2 separate regions of the Homo sapiens genome follow, and region 2 is linked to region 1. Evidence: read pairs that join two places in POLR2A ChIA-PET (ENCODE). Cell type or tissue: OCI-LY7. All regions are shown on one strand.

The links. Peaks named below come from ENCODE experiments on the same cell type or tissue, not always from the same donor. Only the 100,000 strongest peaks of a DNase experiment are listed, where the experiment ranks them.
Region 2: POLR2A ChIA-PET joins it to region 1 with 7 read pairs; 2 of 35 experiments call an interaction of 5 or more read pairs at or near these places.

Annotation. Positions count from the first base shown.
Region 1 is chr1:53,220,017-53,225,016 of GRCh38, reverse strand. It overlaps CZIB (CXXC motif containing zinc binding protein), which reads left to right and starts at 4,383. Exons shown (of 8, transcript NM_017887.3): 1 at 4,383-4,447; 2 at 4,673-4,756. The coding sequence starts at 4,442. It overlaps CZIB-DT (CZIB divergent transcript), which reads right to left and starts at 4,657. Exons shown (of 1, transcript NR_185918.1): 1 at 759-4,657. RefSeq lists silencers at 4,052-4,111, 4,242-4,611 and an enhancer at 4,481-4,982. In OCI-LY7, no CTCF peak of the experiment used is centred here; DNase peaks (open chromatin) are centred at 4,386 and 4,716; H3K4me3 peaks cover 1,451 bases; H3K27ac peaks cover 1,076 bases.
Region 2 is chr1:53,152,312-53,157,311 of GRCh38, reverse strand. No RefSeq gene overlaps it. Among named protein-coding and RNA genes, the nearest start is that of SLC1A7, 12 kb to the right of the region's middle. In OCI-LY7, no CTCF peak of the experiment used is centred here; no DNase peak of the experiment used is centred here.

The sequences.
Region 1 (5,000 bases):
TGAAACTCCATCTCAAAAAAAAAAAAAAAAAACAAAAGAAAAAAACAGGGTTTGGCTGGTCTCAAACTCCTGTGCTGAAGCCGTCGTCCTACCTCAGCCTCCCAAAGTGCTAGAATTACAGGTGTGAGCCACTGTGCCCAGCCTATCTGTCTGTCTGTCTGTCTGTCTGTCTGTCTATCTATCTATATATATATATATATTTTTTTTTTTTTTTTTTTTTGAGACAGGGTCTTGCCCTGTCACCCAGGCTGGAGTTTAGTGGTGTGATCTTGGCTGATTGCAACCTCCGCCTCCCAGGCTCAAGCGATCCTCCCATCTCAGGCTCCCGAAAAGCTGGGACCATAGGCATATGCCACCATGCCTGGCTAATTTTTTGTATTTTTAGTAGAGATGTGGTTTCACCATGTTGCCCCTGAACTCCTGAGCTCAAGCGATCCACCTGCCTCGGCCTCCCAAAGTGCTGGGATTATGGGCATAAGCCACCGTGCCTGGCCCCTATTTATATCTTATACTGTCTATGTTTTGAAAAGTTATTATTTTTGATAGGTTCATCTTTTAGTCTTGCTACTCAATATATGAGTAGTTTACACACAATTAGTGTTAAAATCTTTTGCATTTGTCTGTGTAGTTACCATTCCCAATGAGTTTTGTGCCGTCAGACGATTTCTCATTGCTTAACATCCTTTTCTTTCAGACTGAAAAACACTCTTTAGCATTTCTTGAAGGAAAGGTCTGGTGTGTTGACAAAATCCCTCAGCTTTTGTTTGTCTAGGAAATCTTTATTTTTCCTTCATGTTTAAAGGACATTTTTGCTGGATATACTATTCTAGGATAAATGTTTTTTTTCTTCAGTACTTTAAATGTCATGCCACTCTCCTGGCCTGTAAGCTTTCCACAGAGAAGCCTGCTGCCAGACCCATTGGAGCTTCTTTGTGTGTTATTTGTTTCTTTTTTCTTGCTGCTTTTAGGATCCTTTCTTTATCTTTGATCTTTGGGAGTCTGATTATTAAATGACATGAGGTAGTCTTATTTGGGTTAAATCTGCTTGGTATTCTATAACTTTCTTGTACTTGAATATTTATATATTTCTCTAGGTTTGGAAAGTTCCGTTATTCTTCCTTTGAATAAACTTTCTATCCTAATTTCTCTCTACCTTCTCTTTAAGGCCAATAACTCTTAGATTTGCCCATTTGTGGCCATTGTCTAGATATTGTAGGCATACTTCATCCTTTTTTGTTATTTTTTCTTTCAATTCTTCTGTGTATTTTCAAACAGCCTGCCTTCAAGCTCACTAATTCTTTCTTCTGCTTGATCAGTTCTCATGTTTAGAGACCCTGGTGCATTCTTTGGTGTATCAGTTGAATTTATCAGCTCCAGAATTTCTATTTAATTTTTAAAATTATTTCCATCTCTTTGTCAAATTTATCTGGCAGGATTCTGAGTTCCTTTTTCCATCTCTTTGTTAAGTTTATCTGGCAGGATTCTGAGTTCCTTCTCTGTGCTATCTTGAATTTCACTGAGCTTTCTCAGTGACAGTGAATTCTCTGAAAGGTCACATATCTCTGTCACTCTGGGATTGGTCACTGGTGCCTTATTTAGTTCATTTGATTAGGTCATGTTTTCTTGGATGGTATTGATGTTTGTGACTGTTGGTCAATGCAGAGCATTGAATAATTAGGTATTTATCATAATTTTCACAGTTTGGGCTTATTTGTACTCATCCTTCTTCAGAAGGCTTTTCCAAGTACTCAAAGGGAAATGAGTGTTGTGATGTAAATATTTGGTCACTGCAGCTGTAACTGCATTAGGGGGCACCCCAAACCCAGCGATGCTGTGACTCTTGTAGACTCAGAGGTACTGCCTTGATGGTCTTGGGTAAGATCCGAGAGAATTCCCTGGATTACCAGGCAGAGTCTCTTGTTATCTTCCCTTACTTTCTCCCAAATAAATGGAGTCTCTCTCTCCATGCTGAGCTGCCTGGAGTTGGGAGAGGAGTGACACAAGCACCCCTGTGGCCACCACTGCTGGAACTGTGCTGTGTCAAACCTGAAGCCAGCACAGTAGTGGGTCTTGCCCAAGGCCCATGGTGACTATTGCCTGGTTATTGCTGATGTTTATTCAAAGCCCAAAGGCTCTTTAGTCAGCAGGTGGTGAATCCAGCCAGGCTTGTGTCTTACCCTTTGGGGTGGCAGGTTCCCTTCTGGCCCAGGGTGGGTTTAGAAATGCTGTCCAGGAGCTAGGGCATGGAGTCCGGGCTTTAGAAACCTACTTGGTGCTTTATTTTACTGTGGCTGAGCTGGTACCCAAGTTGCAAGACCAACTCCTTTTTAACTCTTTCCTCTCTTTTCCTTAAGCAGAAGGAGTCTCTCCCTGTGGCAACCATTACTGGGAAGGCACTGGGTCACACCTGAAGGCAGCACAGTACTGGGCCTCACCCAGTACTGTGGCTATTACAAATGTTTATTCAAGGCCCAACAGCTCTTTAGTCAGCAGGTGATGAATCCTGCCAGGACTGGGTCCTTTCCTTCAAAGCAGCGGGTTCCCTTCTGGCCCATGGTAGCTCTAGAAATATCTGGGAGATAGAGCCTGGCAAGGGGGCTTCGGGACTCTGCGTGGTGTTTTATTCTACTGTGGCTGGGATGGTATCCAAGCTGTAAGACAAAGTCCTCTTTACTTTCCCCTCTCCTTTCCTCTAAGGGAAAGGAGTCTCTCCTGGAGCCGTGAGCTGTGCTGCCTGGGGTTGGGGGACTGGTGACATAAACACTCCTTTGGCTCCCCAACTGGTATCTCACTAGGCTGTGTGCACCCCAAGTCCACGGGCTCTGAGCTCAGCACAGCACCAGGACTTGCCCAGGAATTGCAGTCTTTGTGGCCTAGACTGCCTTTCGAATTTATTTAGGACCCTGAAGCACTTTAGCCAGTGGTGGTGGGGCTCGCCAGAACCTGACCACTGGGATGGATGATTCCCCTCTGGCTAGGGTTTCTCTAAGTGCTTCCTCTGTGGGCACTAGCTGAATTCTGCCCTGAGTTGCTTTCCACTGTGACAGGGCAAAACTCAGTTCCAATGCAAAGTCCCATAAGCACACAGATTCTCTCTCTATGCCAGGCAGCCAGGTGCTGCCAGAGGATGAGGGAGGGGTGGTGGTAGCAATTCAAGACTGTCTTTCCTACCCTCTTCATTGCCTTGTTCCTTTTTTTTTCTTCTTTTATGAGATAGAGTCTCACTCTGTCACCCAGGCTAGAGTGCAATGGCATGATCTCAGCTCACTACAACCTCCACCTCCCGGGTTCAAACAATTCTCCTGCCTTAGCCTCCGGAGTAGCTGGGACTACAGGTGTGCACTGCCATACTCGGCTGATTTTTGTATTTTTAGTAGAGACAGGGTTTCACTATGTTGGCCAGCTAGGTCTCAAACTCCTGACCTCAGGTGGTCTGCCCGCCTCAGCCTCCCAAAGCACTGGGATTACAGGTGTGAGCCACCGCACCCAGCCATTGCCTTATATCTTGATGTGACGTTACAACCAGCTACTGTGATTGCTACCTGAGTTTTGGTTCTCATGAAGGTGCTTTCTTGTGTGGATAGTTGTTCAGTTTGGTGTTCCTGCCAGGGAAGAGGAGGAGGAGGATCACTGGAGGGTTCTATTTGGCTATCTTGCCCCACCTCCTAGAAGAGTCTTGAATGTGCTGTTCCTTTTACCGTTAATCTCCACAGCTCCTGCATGGTCTCAGATGTAGCCTGGACAGGAGGCCAGGTAAAATAAAGTTCAATAAACGTTATGAGAGAAGGATAAGCCAGGTGGGCTCCCAAAAAAGAGCCAGCTGAAGGGGAATGTCCAGTCGCAAGGACCACAGTGAGAAGGATGTGGACACAGGGCAAACTCTGGAGAAGGGCCTAGAAACCAGGTCTCTTGGGTGAAACAGGAAAGGGCAGTTTGAAGAAAGGCATCATCCCCAAATCTGATAAACCAATACATTCTACTTTTTAAAGCGTATTGGTTTATCTTTATTTGGCAGTCTTGGAACTCTTCCTTTTGTAGCTTTTCCCCTGGGCAGAGGGAGCTGACGTGATCTGAGAAGTTCCAGGGCAGGCAGAGTAGTGAAGAGCCTGGAAAGAACTGAGGGTCAGGAACTGTCCTGTTCGCTTAAAGCAGGCACAAAATTGGCGTTCAGTAACTGTCTGTGGCACCACCGAATCCTGGAGTCAGGCTTCCGCTGGCCTGAGCACAGGTTGCTCGCGGACCTGGCTGACCTCCACTGGCCCCAGATCCCCAGATGCGAAAAGCCCAGTGGGCCAGGCGAGCAGCGGCGCGCAGAAGTCCCTGCCCCGCGGCCCGGCCCCGGCCCCGCCCTACTGAGGGTGCGCAGACGGCACCCGCCTTTTACGACGCGCCGGAAAGCAACGGCAAGGGCCGCAGCCAGCACCGGGCGGAGAGGGCTACCATGGGGGTGAGGGGAGGCCGCCCGCCGCGGGGACACGGAGGGGAGGTGGCGAGGGTCTGGGAGGCAACAGCTCGCGCCAGGAGGAGATGAAGCGAGTGGGTGCGCGCTGAAGGAGCAGGAGGCAGAAGGAGTGTCTCCCTGTGGCACCCACGGCTGGGAATGCGGGAGGGTCGGGCAGGCGTGGGGCTGCGCAGGCACGGCTGACGCAGTCGCTCTGGCCCTCCCCCTCAGAAAATCGCGCTGCAACTCAAAGCCACGCTGGAGAACATCACCAACCTCCGGCCCGTGGGCGAGGACTTCCGGTGGTACCTGAAGGTGCGGCCGGGGCGGGGCCCGGGGAGAGGAGGCCCGTCCTGATCTCAGTGCTGAACCGGAGCCTTCTCTCCGGCAGTATGAGAAAATATTTAACCAGGCACATTAAGTGTTCGGGGTTTTCCTAGTTAGAATTTTACGTTTGCTTTCTATTAAAGTGTATTGGTTTATCTCTAATTGGCAGTCTTGGAAAGCTTCATTTTGTAGTTCTTCCCTGTGTTAAATATTTCGTGGTCTGTAAATGGAC
Region 2 (5,000 bases), 68 kb after region 1:
GTGAGTAGAAAAAAAAATGGGGTACATCCATACAATGTAGTACCTACCATTCAATGGTAAGAGGGAGTAACTACTGATCCATGCTGCAAACATGGATGAGCCTAGAACATATGCAGAGTAAAATGAGAAAAAAAAGAACCCAGATTGTATGACTGCATTTTTATAAAATGTCCAGAAGAGGCAAATCTATGGAGATGGAAAGCATATTAGTGATTGCCTGGTGTTGGAGATGGGAATGGGGATTGGCTAAAAGTGGGCATGAGGGGCTCTTGGGGATGTGGAAGTGTTCTAAAATGGGACTGTCATGATGATTGCACAACTCAGTAAACCTACTAAAAACGATTGAAGTGTGCACTTTGGGTAAATTATACAGTATGTAAATCATACCTCAATAAAGCTTGTTTATAAAAGGAACAAAAAGATAATTAGGAAAGCCTATGTTGGGAAGTTACGAAACATACATAGTTATACATAATGCATAAAAATAAAAAATTGAGCGGTGGCAAGCAGACAACTACATGTACTGGGTTTCCTGGTGGCCCAGAGTTGTGGCTTACAGAAGAGATGAACTATGGTCTGAGGATAATATGAATTGGAAAGACTTCTAGGAGAATGAGAGCCTCCTCGATGTCCCCCCAGAGATGGCTACCGTATTAGCTGTTCTCTCACTGCTATGAAGAAATACCTGAGACTGGGTAATTTACAAGGAAAAGATGTTTAATTGGCTCACAGTTCTGCAGGCTGTACAGGGAGCATGGCAGCATCTGCTTCTGGGGAGGCCTCAGGATCCACCTGCCTCGGCCTCCCAAAGTGCTGGGATTACAGGTGTGAGCCACCGTGCCGGGCCTATTTTTTCTTTTGTTACTAGAGGTGGGCTCTCTAAAATATCTTAGTTGCAATTTTTTTCCCACATGTAGACCCTCCTAATCCATGTTCATCTTTTTTTCTTTCTAAAATTATTAGTGACGGCGAATCTGTACAGGTCTGTAGCAACCTCAATTCTTGCGTCCTCAGAGGAAAGAATTTGACCGAGGGGCACGAGGCAGAGGGAGAGACTGAGGCAAGTTTTAGAGCAGGAGTGAAGGTTTATTAAAAAGCTTTAGGGCAGGAATGAAAGGAAGTAAAGTACACTTGGGAAAGAGCCACCTGGGCAACTTGAGTGATCAAGTGTGCCATTTCACCTTTGACTTGGGGTTGTACATGTTGGCATGCCTTGCGTCCCTTCTCCCCTGATTCTTCCCTTGGGCTGTCCGTGTGCACAGTGACCTGCCAGCCCTTGGGAGGGGAGTGTGCACAGTGTGTTCACTGGAGTTGTATGCATGCTCACTTGAGGCATTCTTCCCTTACCAGCCGAATGTCCCTGGAAAGTCATGTATCAGTTAAACTCACCATTTTGCCTCTTAGTGAGCATGCTTGAGCCCAGTTGCCCAACTCCTGAGATTAAGCAGCTGACCACCTGTTTCAGGTGTTTCTATCTACTGGGAGACGGCCTTTCCCTGGCACCAGCTGCAACCAATTATTATTTTAAACAGACAGTTAACAACCACCTGACCATCACCTGATGGTTGCCTGACATTTGTGGTGAGGTATAGGGAGCCCTCTCCTGCCCTGCTCATGCTTGACTAGCTACCTACTGTACCAAAATGATGGGCCAATTAACTTTTCAAGCTTTGAGAATGCAGCCTTGGAGAGCAGCTTTCTGTACTTATGTTCTGTAGTCTTCCACAGTATGTAATCATTTGCTTGTTACAGGAGTGTAATTTACAGGTTAGAGATCATTCCACTTAAACATTTGTAGTCTTTGCATCTCATAGTGTTACGGGATCTTTGGGGTGTCACTTTTCTGGCCAGAAACTTCTGTGGGCAGTGGTGCCTTTGCCCGAGTTCTTGTCCTGCATCCAGGAAGAATAAGGTACTCAGACAATGAAGGGCGAGCAAGACGAAGAGAAGCTTTGTTGAGTGTTAGGACAGTTCAGAGGAGACCCTCAGCGGGCAGCTCCTCTCTGTAGGCAGGTTGTCTCATCCAGCGTTCAGCTCTCAGCAGACAGGAGGCCCTGGAGAGGGTGGCTGCTCTCTGAAGGCAGGTCCCGGTTGGCTTCCCAGCTTTCAGCAGGAGCTTTCAGCTCCTCTCTGCAGCTGATCATCCAGTCGCCAGTCATCTCTCTGTCCTCTCCATCCTCTGCCCTTCTCTGGCTGATCCCAGGGCTTTTATGGACCTCAGAGGGGAGGAAGTACATGCCAAATGGTCTATGGGCGGCCATGGGCAGACTGGAAGAGGCACCACAAGTCCCCACTCTGGTCTGCAGGACTGTCAGCCAGGCTTCCAGGCTTCAGGCCCTCCCTGTTAGAATTCACAGCAGTGATTCTCAAGACTTGCATGCTTTTTCTTAGACTTTGTAACTTTTAATAAGTTAAAGGGTACTATCCCAATAAGCTGAATACTCTAGCATCTTAGAGAATATTTGCTTTGAGAAAAATTCTCATTCAATGGTAAAATAGAGCACTTAAATCTCTGAAAGTCACCTCGGAATAAAATTTTTCTTTCCAAGTAAATGAACTCAATGTCTGCTATTAAAATAATCCTAATAATTCCTGACTCTCACCAATGTGTGAGTCTTAAACAATATTATTTACAAGACTAATGAAAGGGGGCAACTTGAGGGATATTTTAAAGTTGAGATTTCTCAAAAATTGCTCGGAAACAAGAGCTAGACTCAGTCTCAAAAAAAAAAAATAAAAAAAGGAAAAGGAAGAAAGGAAGCGAGGAGGCCAAAGCACTCCCTTCACAAGTGAGCCATCCAAATCATGGGTTAGTTAAGAATCTACCTGGGATGGTTAGGATATTGCACTCATTTCCTGGTCCCTTCCAGCAGCCCACTGACATTGAGCCAAAATACGCAATTTTGTGGCATTAGTTAACTAGTGAGAAAACCTTAAAAATCCTGTTTCTTATTACTACCCAATTTCTTTATCCTCCCATTTTCTTTCCATTTCTACTCTCTTCTCACTGGAATTCTGGCATTATTTTTAGTGGCCTCTACTGATAATATCAAAAAGAGCTTCCCCAGGTATATATAAATTATATTAAAAGTGAAAATATGCCACGTTGAGTAGTTGGGTTAAAAAGAAAAAAAAAAAGTGTAAATAGGCCAGGCAGAGTGGCTCACACCTGTAATCCCAGCACTGTGGGAAGCCAAGGCATGAGGATTGCTTGGGGCCAGGAGTTGGAGACCAGCCTGGGCAACATAGTGAGATTCAGCCTCTACCAAAAAAAAAAAAAAATTAGCTGGGCATGGTGGCATGTGCCTGTAGTCCTAGCTACTCTGAAGGCTGAGATGGGAGGATCGCTTCAGCCCAGGAATTTGATGTTGCAATGAGCTATGATCGTGCCACTGCACTTCAGCCTAGGCAGCAGAAGCAAGATCTCATCTCGAAAAAAAAAAGTGAAAATAGCAGTATGCATAATTTTAATTGGATCCTATAATGATGCTCAAAATATCTGCTATGTCATTCCACAAATTTAAAACATAATTGAGGATAATTAGTTTTTAACATTTCCTAAATGAGACCATCTTTAATTGTTCTATTTGCCATTTAGATGTTATACTTATCTAATTTTTTAAAAACATAAGTCAAACTAAACCCTACATATCAACTCTGGTATTCTTTTTTTTTTTTTTTTTTTTTTTAAGATGGAATCTCGCTATGTTGCCCAGGCTGGAGTGCAATGGCGTGATTTCGGCTCACTGCAAACTCTGCCTCTTGGGTTCAAGCAATTCTCTGCCTCAGCTTCCTGAGTAGCTGGGATTATTTGTTACCCATTTTAGCTATCTAAGAAAGTACTAATCTTATTTTTCCTCTTTCCCGCCTCAATGTTGTCCTCTTCCTTAAATATTCTAGTCCCAGGATTCCATTCCTTTAGTCAAGATGTCACAAGTTTAAAAATAAAATCCGAGAAACTACCAAAGGCAAAGAACTTGTTCACTTTGTTGAAATTCATTAAATTAGAGAAGTCTTACTAACAGATGCACTTAAATGTAGGTTCAGCAGATAATTTCTTCTTCTCCACTTCCCCCAAATTACATTCAACATTGAAAGCTGTTTATAGCTTGCTATCAGCTTTGTTCTGGTAGGCTAGTCAGTATTGAAATCTGTTTGAGATTTTTTTTAAAGCCTTTTAAAGTCTAATTTTAGGAGGGATGAATTCAGACGCATGCCAGAGTGTGTATTTTACGGAATGTTCTTGATTAAGGAGATTTGTTTGTTAATTTTTCATTGTTTTTTAGTATGCCCAATTGATGAAATAAAATTTTCATTGTCTTACCATAAAGCTTTGATGATTAAGTAGAGGAATGCAGATATTGTAAAGCTTTTTGTGAGTTTTAAAAGTGCAATATAAAGCAACCACGTTTAAATAAAAATAATGATAACAATAAGAAGAAGAAATCATGGCCAAGTTGTGTTTATTTCTGTTATACAAGATTGTTACAATGTTTCACAGTTATTTAATATAATTCACCACATTAATAAATTAAAAGAGAAAAATAATTTGACAAAAATTTAACATCTGGCAGGGCACGGTAGCTCATGCCTATAATCCCAGCACGTGAGGAGGCTGAGGTGGGTGGATCACTTGAGGCCAGGAGTGTGAGAGCAGCCTGGGCAACATAGTGAAACTCGTCTCTACAAAAATTAGCCAGGTGTGGTGGCGCATGCCTGTAGTCCCAGCTACTTGGGAGGGTGAGGTGGGAGGATAGTTGAGCTCAGGAGGTGGAGATTGCTGTGAGCTATGATCATGCCATTGTACTCCAGCCTGGGTGACAGAGCGAGACCCTGTCTCAAAAAATAAAAATAAATAAAATAAAATTCAACATCAAAAAACCAAAAAGCAAAACCCCTTTTTAACAAACTAGGAATAAAAGAGAACGTTCTTAATCTGATAAAGGGCATGGGCAAAAACCCCCTATAGCAATGGCAATACTAATGGTAAAATGTTGAAA